3 separate regions of the Homo sapiens genome follow, and all the other regions are linked to region 2. The links are chromatin contacts, found by Hi-C or POLR2A ChIA-PET in ENCODE. All regions are on one chromosome and are shown on one strand. The core of a region is the stretch at or near the end of the contact, and the rest is flanking DNA. Distances in the headings are between cores, read along the strand shown.

What was found. Hi-C counts contacts between places; a loop is a spot of excess contacts on that map. ChIA-PET counts read pairs that join two places held with the same protein, here RNA polymerase II (POLR2A). Pooled maps may share reads with other maps.
Region 1: a loop to region 2 is called in a pooled map, with 3 times the contacts of the local background. The contact joins the promoter of TGFBR3 here to the promoter of GFI1 in region 2. A Hi-C loop is called at or near these places in 3 of 37 single-sample maps with no recorded cell type and 8 of 50 pooled maps. POLR2A ChIA-PET finds 5 or more read pairs at or near these places in 1 of 52 experiments (activated T-cell).
Region 3: a loop to region 2 is called in a map of CD8-positive, alpha-beta T cell, with 6 times the contacts of the local background. The contact joins the enhancer-like site here to the promoter of GFI1 in region 2. A Hi-C loop is called at or near these places in 5 of 168 maps with a recorded cell type or tissue (CD4-positive, alpha-beta memory T cell, CD8-positive, alpha-beta T cell and naive thymus-derived CD4-positive, alpha-beta T cell) and 10 of 50 pooled maps. POLR2A ChIA-PET finds 5 or more read pairs at or near these places in 3 of 52 experiments (Panc1, T-cell and activated CD4-positive, alpha-beta T cell).

What each region holds. Positions count from the first base shown.
Region 1 is chr1:91,884,361-91,888,545 of GRCh38, forward strand. It overlaps TGFBR3 (transforming growth factor beta receptor 3), which reads right to left and starts at 1,791. Exons shown (of 17, transcript NM_003243.5): 1 at 1,518-1,791. RefSeq lists enhancers at 599-1,362, 1,363-2,125 and silencers at 1,268-1,477, 1,488-1,567, 1,918-2,057.
Region 2 is chr1:92,485,473-92,489,180 of GRCh38, forward strand. GFI1 (growth factor independent 1 transcriptional repressor) reads right to left here and starts at 1,453. Exons shown (of 7, transcript NM_005263.5): 1 at 1,254-1,453. RefSeq lists silencers at 30-209, 410-459, 1,080-1,189, 1,280-1,489 and enhancers at 37-637, 560-709, 1,610-1,659.
Region 3 is chr1:91,802,290-91,806,183 of GRCh38, forward strand. All of the region lies in intron 2 of TGFBR3 (transforming growth factor beta receptor 3), which reads right to left. Among named protein-coding and RNA genes, the nearest start is that of TGFBR3, 82 kb to the right of the region's middle. RefSeq lists an enhancer at 1,477-1,746. Within about 2 kb of position 1,787, at least 16 of the 41 ENCODE cell types and tissues checked have a DNase peak (open chromatin) inside an H3K27ac peak, as active enhancers do; they include CD8-positive, alpha-beta T cell, where a contact is called at or near this core.

The DNA.
Region 1 (4,185 bases), core at 541-3,040, 600 kb before region 2:
AGTTCTATTTATAATTATTTGGGGCCAGTTTCAGAGGAACTTTAATTGGGCACCCTCATAAGTATGTAAAATCGCCTAAATTCATCACAGATACCTTATGTGTGTTTCAAGAGATATGCGTTCAGCTCAAATAGAAAGCTGAAAGATGGGAGAAGATGCATGGACTATGCACACAAATCTATGTACACACAAATCGGCCTGCACTTGCCGCTCTCCGCTGAGGAAGGAAGGTAGCTTTGGAGTCAGAACTAACAGAAAGTTATGTATGATCTTGGACAAGTAACTTAACCTCTAGTGTCTTATCTGTAAAATAGGGTTATTAATAGTGCTTTTCCCATAGAGATGCTGTGAGGATTAAGTGCACACAGTATGGGCTTAGAAAACGTTAGCTGTTATTATTATCCAAAAGAAACAACTGAGTTCACACTGAAGTAACTGTTTGCACTCTGCATTCAGGAAGAAGAAACGGTCTTGACGTGTGTTTTTACTACCTGTGGAGACTTCTCCCAAACCGCTCACTTCTTCGGAAGGACATAAAACTCAGAATACGCCTGGTTCCCCAGCACAGCCTGTCACTCCTACTATCCTCTGCCCTCGCCGCTCCTATCCTGCCACCGCAGGGCTAGCGGCAAGCAGCGCTAACCTCCGTGCGGTGCTTACTCGGTGCCAAGCACTGTTGTAGCACCTCACACACATTAAATCATTAGATGCTCACAGCAACTTTACGGGGCAAGTACTACTATCCTCACTTCACAGCTAGGGAAATGGAACGGTTTTCTTCTTCCAGCTTTTCGTGAGGACACCAAATCCACTAAGTTCTACTTTGCCAAGGTAATTCATGCTTGACACGTCGGCTCCTGACACTATGCGATTCTGCAAAGCGGGGCAAATGCCCTAATAAGATCAAGTCTGCAAGCAGATTCTTCTAGCGACAGTCCAAGATTTCCAAGTTTGTCCTAACCAAATGAATACAAGAAGAGAGCCTTCAAAATAAACCGGGGCGGGGGGGGGCCGAGCTGCAGCTTGCGGCTCAGCCCGCAAGGCACCCTGAGGGCGCGGCCAGCGGGGAACGCAAACCGCGTCCGTGCACGAGTCCGGGAGCCACAGCCTGGGCCACGGCAATTGACTGCGAACCCACAACAAACCATTCCCACCGAAGCTGTCACGCGCCCGGAGGGAAGTGGCCGCCGCGCCCCGCAGGGGTCAGAAGGACCCGCGGAGAGGAAGAGTGAGGGCGGGCGTGGAGAATTCCTCCCCAGCACTGCGCATCGCCGGGGGCACTGCCTGCCCCGTGCGGCCGCTGCCCACGCACCGCTGGCCACCGGTGCCTGCTCCCCGGAGGGTAAACACCGCCCCACCAGCGCCTCCCTCCCAAGGCCGGAGGTCCTGGCGGCTGGAGCGACCCTGGCCGGTAAGTAGGCACTGGCAGCCCGCGCCGCGCCGACGGGCACCCGCGCAGCCTGCAGAGCCCACAGCCCGGGCGGGCTGCAGCGCCGCGGGGCTGGGCCGGCACGTACCTCGGAGGCGGTGTGTCCAGCGGAGATCCACCCGCAGCAAGTTGGAGGAAAGCGGCGGCAAGTTTCCCCGCCCAGCGCTCGGCGGCGGCGAGCTCCGGCAGCTGCTGCGCCGCGGCAAAACTACGCCATCCGGACCCGCTGGGGACTCTCACCTCCTGCAGGGAGCTCCGGGAATCGCGCAGGGAAAGTGGCCGGGGCGCGAGAGCCGCCGACTGCCCTCCTTCACTCGCTGGGAAGAGGAAAGTGCCGCTCGGCGTCCCCGAAACCCTCGATTACCCCCATCAGGCCGACCCGGCGCACTCGCCCTCCCTCGCACACACGCGGGCGGGGACGGGCAGGACGCCACAGCAATCAGCGCGCGGGGGGAAGGGCGCTCCTCCGCCGGCCCCACCGGGGGCTCTCGGCCGCCCAGAAACTCCTCCTCCCGCCTCCCGCCTCCCGCCTCCTCTCTCCTCCCCCTTTGCCTCCGCGGCTGATGGATGAGCCCCGAATGCTGCTCGAGCCTGTGCTTCCCTTCGGGACGAGGAGGCCGAGAGAGAAGGGGCTAGGGGCGCGGCCGGGCTCAGCGTGCCCGGGTTGGGGCGGCCCCTGTCCTGGGGGAAGCGCGAGGGAGACGTGGGCACGAGCTGCGGGGACTCGCTCCCTCAAACGAGGTCCTTTGAACTTTCCAGGGCTCCCTGGAAGAGTTGGATTTTCATTTGGTTCCTTGGTCTTTATATAAAAGTTCTGAAACCTCAGATAATCTGATCACAGCCTCTTGCCCTCTCCCCAGCAGAGCTCCCCCATGCACACATTCATTCTGTCCCTGTGCTTTTTCCCAACCTCCGGTCCCGCTTGTTGTCACGCTCTGATGGTGGGCGCCGGCGGAGTCTTGCCTCTTCCCCTCCAGCAGCTGAGACTGCATTACCCAGCCGTTCCCCCTGCTAGCTAAATAAATTAATACAAATAATGGAGCTAGGTCAGCATTACCGGCGTTACCCGGAGGTGGGCGCGATATGAACGACAGTCTCGGCGGGGCAACGTCCTAAGTACCTGTGCCTGTGCGACGTCCTAAGTACCTGTGCCTGTGAAGTACACGCTGCAGAAGTTGAACTGCTGGCACCAGAACACCACTCTGATACTCTTGCTTACACCCAGTTTTTCTTATTAAAAAGTATACTTAAGTAACAGGACATTGTTTTACAAACAGGCAGGTGAAATGACCGTGGACTGACAGGTTTCAAAGACCAGACTTCCAGTCCTGACTACTGTGCGACCTTCCACAAATGGCTAACGGCTAATACCCGTCAAGGCTCAGTTCAAATGAAGGGCTTGGCCTAGAAGGCTTCTTCCAGTTCTAAAGGGCTATGGACCTATGCCTTTTTTTTTTTTTTTTTTTTTTTTTTTGAGATGGAGTCTCGCCCTGTCGCCCAGGCTGGAGTGCAGTGGCACAATCTCAATCTCAGCTCGCTACAACCTCCGCTTCTCAGGCTCAAGCGATTCTCCCACCTCAGCCTCCTGAGTAGCTGGGATTACTGACAAATGCCACCACGCCCAGCTAACTTTTTGTATTTTTTGTAGAGGGGGTTGGCAGGGCGGGGGTCTCACTTAGTTGCCCAGGCTGGTCTCAAACTCCTGAGCTCAAGAGATTCGCCTGCCTTGGCCTCCCAAAGTGCTGGGATTAGAGGCGTTAGCCGCTGCACCTGGCTCAATCCTAGGCTTTTAATATGTTGGAGAGTAGAATGAGGAGGCTTCTTATGACATGTTATTTGGAAAGTTATTGAGAGAACAGGAAATATTTCTCGTCCTCTTCCTCTTGTACCTATAGGCAGAGAATCCACCCAATTGCAGAATTGGAGATTCATTCACAAAGGTCAAATGTCATCAGTCACCTGAATTACTGCAAAAATCTCCTCACTGAACCATTTTTTTCCTTACCAATATTCATTGAGCACTGACTATGGGAGAGCCCTGAGTCAGGCATTGGGAATACAAGTAGGCATAATATTCTGAAGGAATAAACAGTCCAGATGGAGCTAGCCTCTGCTTTTATAAAGTCTAAGTTTAAGGCCTTAAGATTTCTCCTAGACTCAAATTAAACAGTATTTGATATGGTTTGGCTGTGTCCCCACCCAAATCTCATCTCGAATTGTAAGTCCCACAATCCCCATGTGTCCTAGGAGGAACCCAATGGGAGGTAATTGAATCTTGGGGATGAGTTTTTCCTGTGCTGTTCTCATGATAGTGAATAAGTCTCACGAGATCTGATGGCTTTAAAAACAGGAGTCTCCGTGTACCAGCTCTCTCTGCCTGCTGCCATCCACGTGATATGTGACTTGCTCCTCCTTACCTTCTGCCATGATTGTGAGGTCTCCCCAGCCATGTGGAACTGTAAGTCCAATAAACCTTTCCTTTGTAAATTGCCCAGTCTCGGGTATGTCTTTATCAGCAGCATGAAAACAGACTAATACAGTATTTATGCCTTGTTAACAAGTTTTAGTTTCAAGTACAGATGTGAACACTTGAACTAGGTGTGAATATTTAATCCCACATTTAAATGCATCGGCCAGGTGAGGTGGCTCATGCCTATAATCTCAGCAATTTGGGAAGCCGAGGTGGGTGGATCACTTGAGGTCAGGAGTTCTAGACCAGCCTGACCAACATGGTGAAACCCCATCTCAACTAAAAT
Region 2 (3,708 bases), core at 203-2,702:
AGGCCGCCTCCCCACCCGGGCTGTAAGCCCACGCCTCTCTCGCACCCCGGCCCGCTTTGCTGGTTCCTGTGGGGAGCGACAGAGTTTGGAGGAGATAGGGGCCCCGGGGCCTGGGCCGAGCGCGTGGGAAGGCAACCCCGCGCTGCAGCTGGCGCGGGAGGTGGGGCGGCCCCTCCGCGCGCTCAGGCCTCTCCTCACCGTCCGGGCCCAGGAAGGAGGGAGCCGAGGGCGCTAAGGGGGCGTCCTCCCGAGCGCAGCTGCCGCCGCCTCCCCACCAGATGTTTCCTTCCCTGGTGGATTTGGCTCCCCTGCCGAACCACCAGACCGCCTGCTGCGCGCCCCCAGCTCCAGATTTCCAGTCACACTGCGCGGGTCGCGCCCTAACCCAGCTGCCGGAGCTCTCTGGGCTCCCGCACGGCGGTCCGCAGCAGGTGGGAAACCGCCCGCGCCCTCTGATCGCCCCCGCAGTGCCAGTGCTCTGCGAGTCCCCGCGGCCGCCCCCACCAGGGCAGGAGGCGCAGAACAGGCTCGGCGGACCTACCTGCGGAGTCACGGCGCGGGCACCGCGCTAGGAGAGTTTTCAAACGGAATCTTGCTTTCGGGAGAGACCGCTCTATCTCTCTGACTTAAAAAAAAAAAAAATTCTCCTTCCGAGCTCAGCCCCCAAAACCACAAGCTTCACTTCCTGAGCGTTACTGAGTCGCTCGCATAGCCCTCCCAGACCTGCTCCCAACCCCCGTCGGGCGGCCGGGCGCGCTCCTTTGCGCAAGTGGCCAGGCGGTGGGGGGCCTGGCCTTTCCAGCCCGTCCCGCGCGCCCCTTAGTAGTCCTCCCAGTTCTCTCCCTGTGGGTCGGCAGGGGATGGGGGAAATTGGAGGTCCGGACACTTAGGCACTAGAAATGACTTGAAAGAAAATGAACTATTCTTGGCTCCAGGGAGACTTCCGCAGCGAGAGAAGCCACAGATTGAGGACACAGATTGACTGGCGAGAGAGGGGTGGGGGGCGCCCCGCTCCGAGGACCCTCCCCGCCCCTCAGGCCTCGGTCACCCGCCCCCCCCACCCCCGACCCCGCCGCCTCCTAGGGCTGCACCACCCCCGGGTCGGGACCGTGAATCACCGGCCCGCGGTGCCGCCGGCCTGGAGCCCGGCGAGTGGCCACGGCGTCCGCAGAGCGAAACCTGCCCCGCAGGCCCCGAAATAGCTTGTTGTGGAAACACTTGGGGATAAATACGCCCAACGAGGCTGAAAATACCTTGACACCCAATCCGAGAGGTTTGCTCATTTCCCTTCGGATTTAGGTAATGGTTAAATTTGGAAGAGGTGGGCGAGCGCCGAGCCCCCGGCGGAGAGGGCCCTGGCGGCGCGTCCCGCGGGCGCCCGGCGGGACCGGTGGGCGCACCCTCCCTGCGCGGAGCTCGCCGGCTCTCGACCGGGTCCGCTCAGCCTTCGACTAATTTCCGGTGGTCGGAGCTGCAAAATTAAAGGCCGCGCGGGGGCAGCGCCGGCGGCTGCTAGGCTGACTCCGCCCTGCCGGGGCAAGCCAGGGAGAGCGGGACCTCGCACGCGGGCTCTGCCACCGCCTGAGGTCATACCCAGGCACTGGGTGTTGGCGGGAGCAGTAAAGCGCCATAAAAGCACCACTTGGATGACTATTGCAAAGTAAGCCTTCTTCGCTCGGATTCTATGTTTCATGAGGGTAGGCACTGGATCTTCATCTTTATGTCCTAGGCGGGCTCTTAACAAAAGGCTGTGGACTGAGTAAATGAATGAGTGGGGTTAATTAACTAATTAATTATATTAATAGAACAGGGGGAAAAAACTTAAAACCTAACTCATAGATACATGAACAAATGCAGCAACCTCCAACGCTAGACTGTATGCCATGACCCATAGTGTGTGGCCTGCTGTGTATACTCAAAGCCTACACCCTTTGCTCATTGGAGTGGATGGATGTTGTAGTCATGTTACTTTTCAAAATGAATTGACTTGGATTTTGATCACAACTTCGTGCACAATAGGCCTCCAATGTCAGACATGCACAAGGAGAAGAGAGTGGTGCTCCCCAGTTCTTGCAAAATAACTACCATGTTCTAGGTTAATCTTAAATTGTTATGGGGGGGGAAGCCCTTAAAGCTCTTTTTCTAGAAACAGTTTTTAAATTATTCTTATTTTGCACTGTAAATTTAAAATTTTGCAGGGAATATTTGGTTAGTATAGCAGTGCTTCGAGCATGTATTAATAAATTATACGTTTTGTTAAGCAATGACCTGTGCCCCTATTGTATGCCAGGCGCTGGGCAAATCTTGTCTGCCTAGCTGTCCTCCTTCATTTGCTCAACACATCCCTTCTTTATATATAAATGCAGAGGCAAGCAATTTTGGTCAGAAAGGAAAATTAAGGACATTTTGTTAATATTTTATTTCTTGTGTGCTTTGTCCTGGCCTAAGGTATAAAAATCTCACAGTAGTGCAAAAACAAATCTTTCCCTTATTCCCTTCTCTCCTACTCGATAGCAGAAAAAAACAAATTTTTAGAATAAAATTATAAATGGGACAAAATAAAATTTCTTATCAACCAAGTTCTAGAGAAATGGTTGGACTATTTCCTTTGCATATTAGCAAGTTCAAAGTCAAAATTTCTCGAAAAGGTGCTGTGACTATTTTATAGTTTAGTTGAGTGTTGCTGTTTGAAGTCTCAGAAAACTTGAGGGAGCCCATGAAGGGGGCAGATAAGCACCTTGAGCAGTGAGCAGTATCACCTTAGAATAAATCCCTTTCATTCAGATTTAGTCTAGTCATTTTGCTTTTCATTTGCCCTTCACAGACTCTTGGGATTTCTGAGTTTGAAAAAGAAAACTGAGAACTGGAACAGGGACACGCAGAAAGGAGCAGGTGGGAGGGAGATGGCACTGAATTTCCCTTTATGTCTTTTACATGTTGAACCATGTGTATGTAGTACTAACTCAAATAAATAAATACACATTTAAAAAGTATTTAACAAGTATTCAACACGTTTAAAAAGTATTTAACAATACTTTTTAACAACACAACACTCCCGGGTGTATAGTGTTGAAGTGTGACTCCCACACTTGGGGAAGAATAGGAGAAAGGTAAGAAGAGGGGAACCCAGAGAGGTTAAGAACCTTGCCAAGGACAGTGAAGAGCTAGGACTAGAAATAACGATACAATGAACCCATCTCTGACTTCCTGCTACTCCAAACTACCTCTTGCTTCTATTAAACTAAGGGCAAAGAGAATAAGCCACCCCTCCATGAACATTTTTAGAAGCTACAAATACTCCCTCTCCCTCCATATATTCCTTTGGAATTGAAATAGATCTAATGGTAAGCAAAATGTATACCTGAGGCACAATTTTCTATAAATAGGGTCTTTCCAAAGGAATAATTTTACATTTACTGCCTTTTCAATAATTTGAAACTAATTGTTTCAAATATTTAGAAACTAATTGTTTCTAAATAGCAATAATAATGTATCTGTCGATGCCAAATAACAACTGACCTTCTCATACCACAAACATTTCCAAGCCTTGGCCAGTAGCCCATTTATTTCAAGCAGCCTCTCATAGATCAGAATTTCCCTACAACAGAAGATTTGAGACATTAAAAAAAAAAAAGTGGAGATGGAGTCTCGTTATGTTGCCTAGGCTGGTCTCAAACTCCTGGCCTCAAATGATCCTCCTGCCTCAGC
Region 3 (3,894 bases), core at 537-3,036, 680 kb before region 2:
ATGGGTTCAACTCTCATCTCTTTACAGAAATGACTCCAGGCCATCTCAGACTTACTTATTTCTCCTTTTTTTTCTTTTTCTTTTTTTTTTTGAGACAGTCTCGCTCTGTCGTCCAGGCGAGAGGGCAGTGACGCGCTCTCAGCTCACTGCAGCCTCCACTCCCCAGGTTCAAGCGATTCTCGTGCCTCAGCCTCCCAGGTAGCTAGGATTACAGGCGCCCGCCATCACACCCAGCTAATTTTTGTATTTTCAATAGAGATGGGGTTTCATCATATTGGCCAGGCTGGTCTCGAACTCCTGGCCTCATGTGATCCACCTGCGTTGGCCTCCTGAAGTGCTGGGATTACAGGCGTGAGCCACCATGCCTGGCCCATACTTCTTTTTCTAAGCTCCAGGCCTGAATATTCAACAGCTCCTTCACCATCTACTTTTGTCTCATGGACACCCAATCTCAACATGCAGAACTCAGGATCTTTACCCCTCGTGCCTGTTGTTCCTCCTTCATTCCCTCCCTAAGTAAATGGCACCAGCCTCTTCCTACGTACACCTGGCACCAACCTGGGGGAGGTGCCCCAACATCACCCCTTCCCTCTCCTCACCCAATGGATTCTCTCTCTGGCCACTCAACTCTGACCCCTCCTCTCCATCTCCATGGGCACCATCGTCTCTCGTTCCCTGATTACTGCAAGATGCTCTTAATTCTTATCTCCACCAAAATGTCTTCTATAGAGCAGCCAAACTGATCTGAAAAACCCAAGTCTGATCCTGCTTTTCTCTGCTTTAAAAGACTTATCACTCCATCTCTGCTGTCCAGATGAAGCCCCAAAACCTCAACGTGACTTACAAGGCCCTCCAAGATCTGGCCCTGCTTCCTGCCACGGCCCCGTCTCTCATTCCTCGGACACTTGCTCCCGTGTTTTGGCCATTCTGGTGAAGCACAGAAGTGCTCACTGTCTCCCTATAGCCATCATTCTCCTTTCTTCAAGTGCCAGCTGGACACACAGCCACCCAGAACGAAAGCTATGTTTCCCAATCCCGCTAGCAGCTGGCAGCTTCCTGTATGAAGGGAAGGAGGTCAGTTCTTCTGCCATTTCCTTCTGACTGCTGGTTGGAATGTGGATGTAACAGGCAGCACTAGAGCAAGCCTTTGGGGCCATGAGACAGAAGCAGCATGCTGAGGAGGGCACAGCAACTGAGAAGCCACCTGGGTACTTGATGAACATGGAGCCACGGGATCAGCTCTGAACTGCTTTTTTTTTTTTAATAGGAAACAAATGTAAACTCTTTTTTTTATATAAGCCAATGTTATTTTGGGTTTTCTGACATTTGTAGCTTAACCTACCCTAATTAATGTACTTGCCTTCTTTTATTTCATCAGAAGTGCCAACCTTTGTCCCAAAGGAGCCTCTGAATAGCAAGGTTTCCTCCAGGAACACATTCCCCACCGTTTCTGTTCCTTCCCACCACCATGGCCTGACAAACTCCTGCTCATTCTACTGATCTCTCAAGGAAGCTCCCCAAACCTCCCTCACTGTGTTAGATCTGTATTTTTTCATACTCTCATGGTACTCTCCGTTTCTCTCCACAGCACTTCCTGTGATGAGATGTACATAATTATTTGTGCAATTATTGGTTTCACATCTACATGCTCCCAAAGACTGCAAACACCACGAAAGAACAGAACCCAACCACTCTGTCTGCTGCTGCCTGCCTCACCCCAGCACAGTATCTGGCACAAAACAGACACTCAATTATCGCTGAGAAATGGGGAAGAACCATGGGGTGATGCATGCTGCATGGGCTTTGTGCCAATAAGGGACTGTCTGTCTCAGACTTCCTGCTTTCACTCTTTACCTGAGAGCCAAAGCCTCACTCTTATACTAAAAGGGGCAGAAAAAAAAAACACCAACCATGAAATGAAGGAGGTGGCATTTTTGGTTGCTAAGAATCAAGTCCCAGTTGGGGCTTCCCCACCTTCAACTGTCACAGAAAGCAGGAAACACAAATCTGTTTTTGTCTTCTCTTCCCGGACACTCTTCTGGCCAATCCCCTCTCTCCAGGTGGCAGGACAATCCTCTATCTCTCCGTTGGCACACCACAGCCCCAGCCTCATCCTGCCACTTCTGGGTCAGGCCCTAGCCTTCCTGTCCCTTTCCCTCTGCCACAGCCAGCTCATGAACCTGTCTCCCATCCTTCCCCCTTGGCCTCATAGTGGTTCCTTCCGCAATCTGTCTGCACAATGCCAGGGCCAGCTCCATTCAGGAAGGCTTCCACCTGGGAACAGCATGATCCACCCCACAGGCTCTAGCACAAGTGCCTGAGTTAACACAGTGGCTCAGATTCTCACTTGACCACCATGGGGCCCGAGTATAGCACCTCCCAGCCACGAAGGCTTGGAAACCAGGAAAACATGCTCCGAAACCCCATCTGACTCATCTGCTCACTTTTGTGGTGACCTGTGAGCTCTGGAGCTGCTACTGTAGGCCCTCACCGGCAGCCTCAAAAGGCTGGGAGTGTCTCCTGTGGCCACGGCTGAAAACCCACATCCCGTCTTCCCTACGCAATCTCTTCCCTGCAGTCAAGAGCCAAGTGAGTGACATGCTCTGATGATGCTCCTTATCAGCAGCACAGCAAAAGCTGTGTTACCACGTAAGGATCAACCAGGGCGTGGACGATGACGAAAGAACACACCTGAAAGCAACAATGCTCATAAGCACACACGCGTGCTCACTTCACACCATACTCTATCATGAAAAGGCATGTTGCAGATACTTCATCCAAAGCCTCACAGAAACTCTATAACCCACTATAAGTAAACTGTTGTGAGCCACACAGAGGTAGAATGTGTATTTCAGAAAAGTGCTTCCTGGCAGTAATGTCCATATGGATTCACCTCCAGAGACAATCCTCACTGGTGCCTCCCAATCTGGATATTTCAGTTCATTCTGGGCATCTGGTATGTGACGAGTACAAGATTCCTTAAGGGTAGCTCCCAAAGAAATCTAACTTTTCCTTGGACTCAAAGTGTGAGCTGAGTTTAATCCTCCCCTGCTGGCTTACTCGAGAAATCTGATCTCAAAATCTTGCCGGGTGTCGTGTCTTGTTTGAACTGAAGTCAGGCTCTGCTCTTCTGTTTGGTACACTCTCCTCGGCCACCAGCACAGAGGCACAGCCCCCTTCACCCACAAGATGCTACTTCTACTGACAAAAATATTTACTGACCTGAAGACAGCACAAATTCAAATAAACTCTGGTGAGAAACTCCCCAGGTGGCCCAGACCACGGCCACACTGCCAAGGCCACTGCCAAACCAGCCTCCTTCACAAAGCAGGCCCCCACCGCTCGGGTGCTCAGCAGCTGGGCCACCTGAGGCCACACTGTGAAGCACATGGTGGCTCCCTGGGCCGCTGCCTTGTGTGAGAAGCTGGGGGTTAACTCTTCATATGTATGGTTACCACACCACTAGGGGCCACACATCTTGTACATGTTTCTGATTCTCACAATACCACTGTGAAGACAGTGTTAATGCCCTCATTTTAGAGTGATGGGAAACTGGAGCTCATGAGAGGCTAAGAAACACATCAGCAGGAAGTGGCAATAGGGGATTTGAACCTGGGTCTCTGAGACTCCAGCTCCAGACTTTTCCCCTGGCAGAGCACCACCTGCCTCTGCCTTGTACTTTCCAGTTCCTCGCCTCAGGACTGGGTGAACAGATGCATAGGCCAAATGTAAACATTCATTCATATCTACTAAAATAAAATAAACTGCTCGGTTCACACGTATCACCTTTGGTTGACTTAAAAGACTTCATGAACTTAATGAAACTCGTTTCTCATTTTACCAAATGCCCTCCTCCATCCTTTTCACTAATGCTTGCTTATCTGGACACATGGG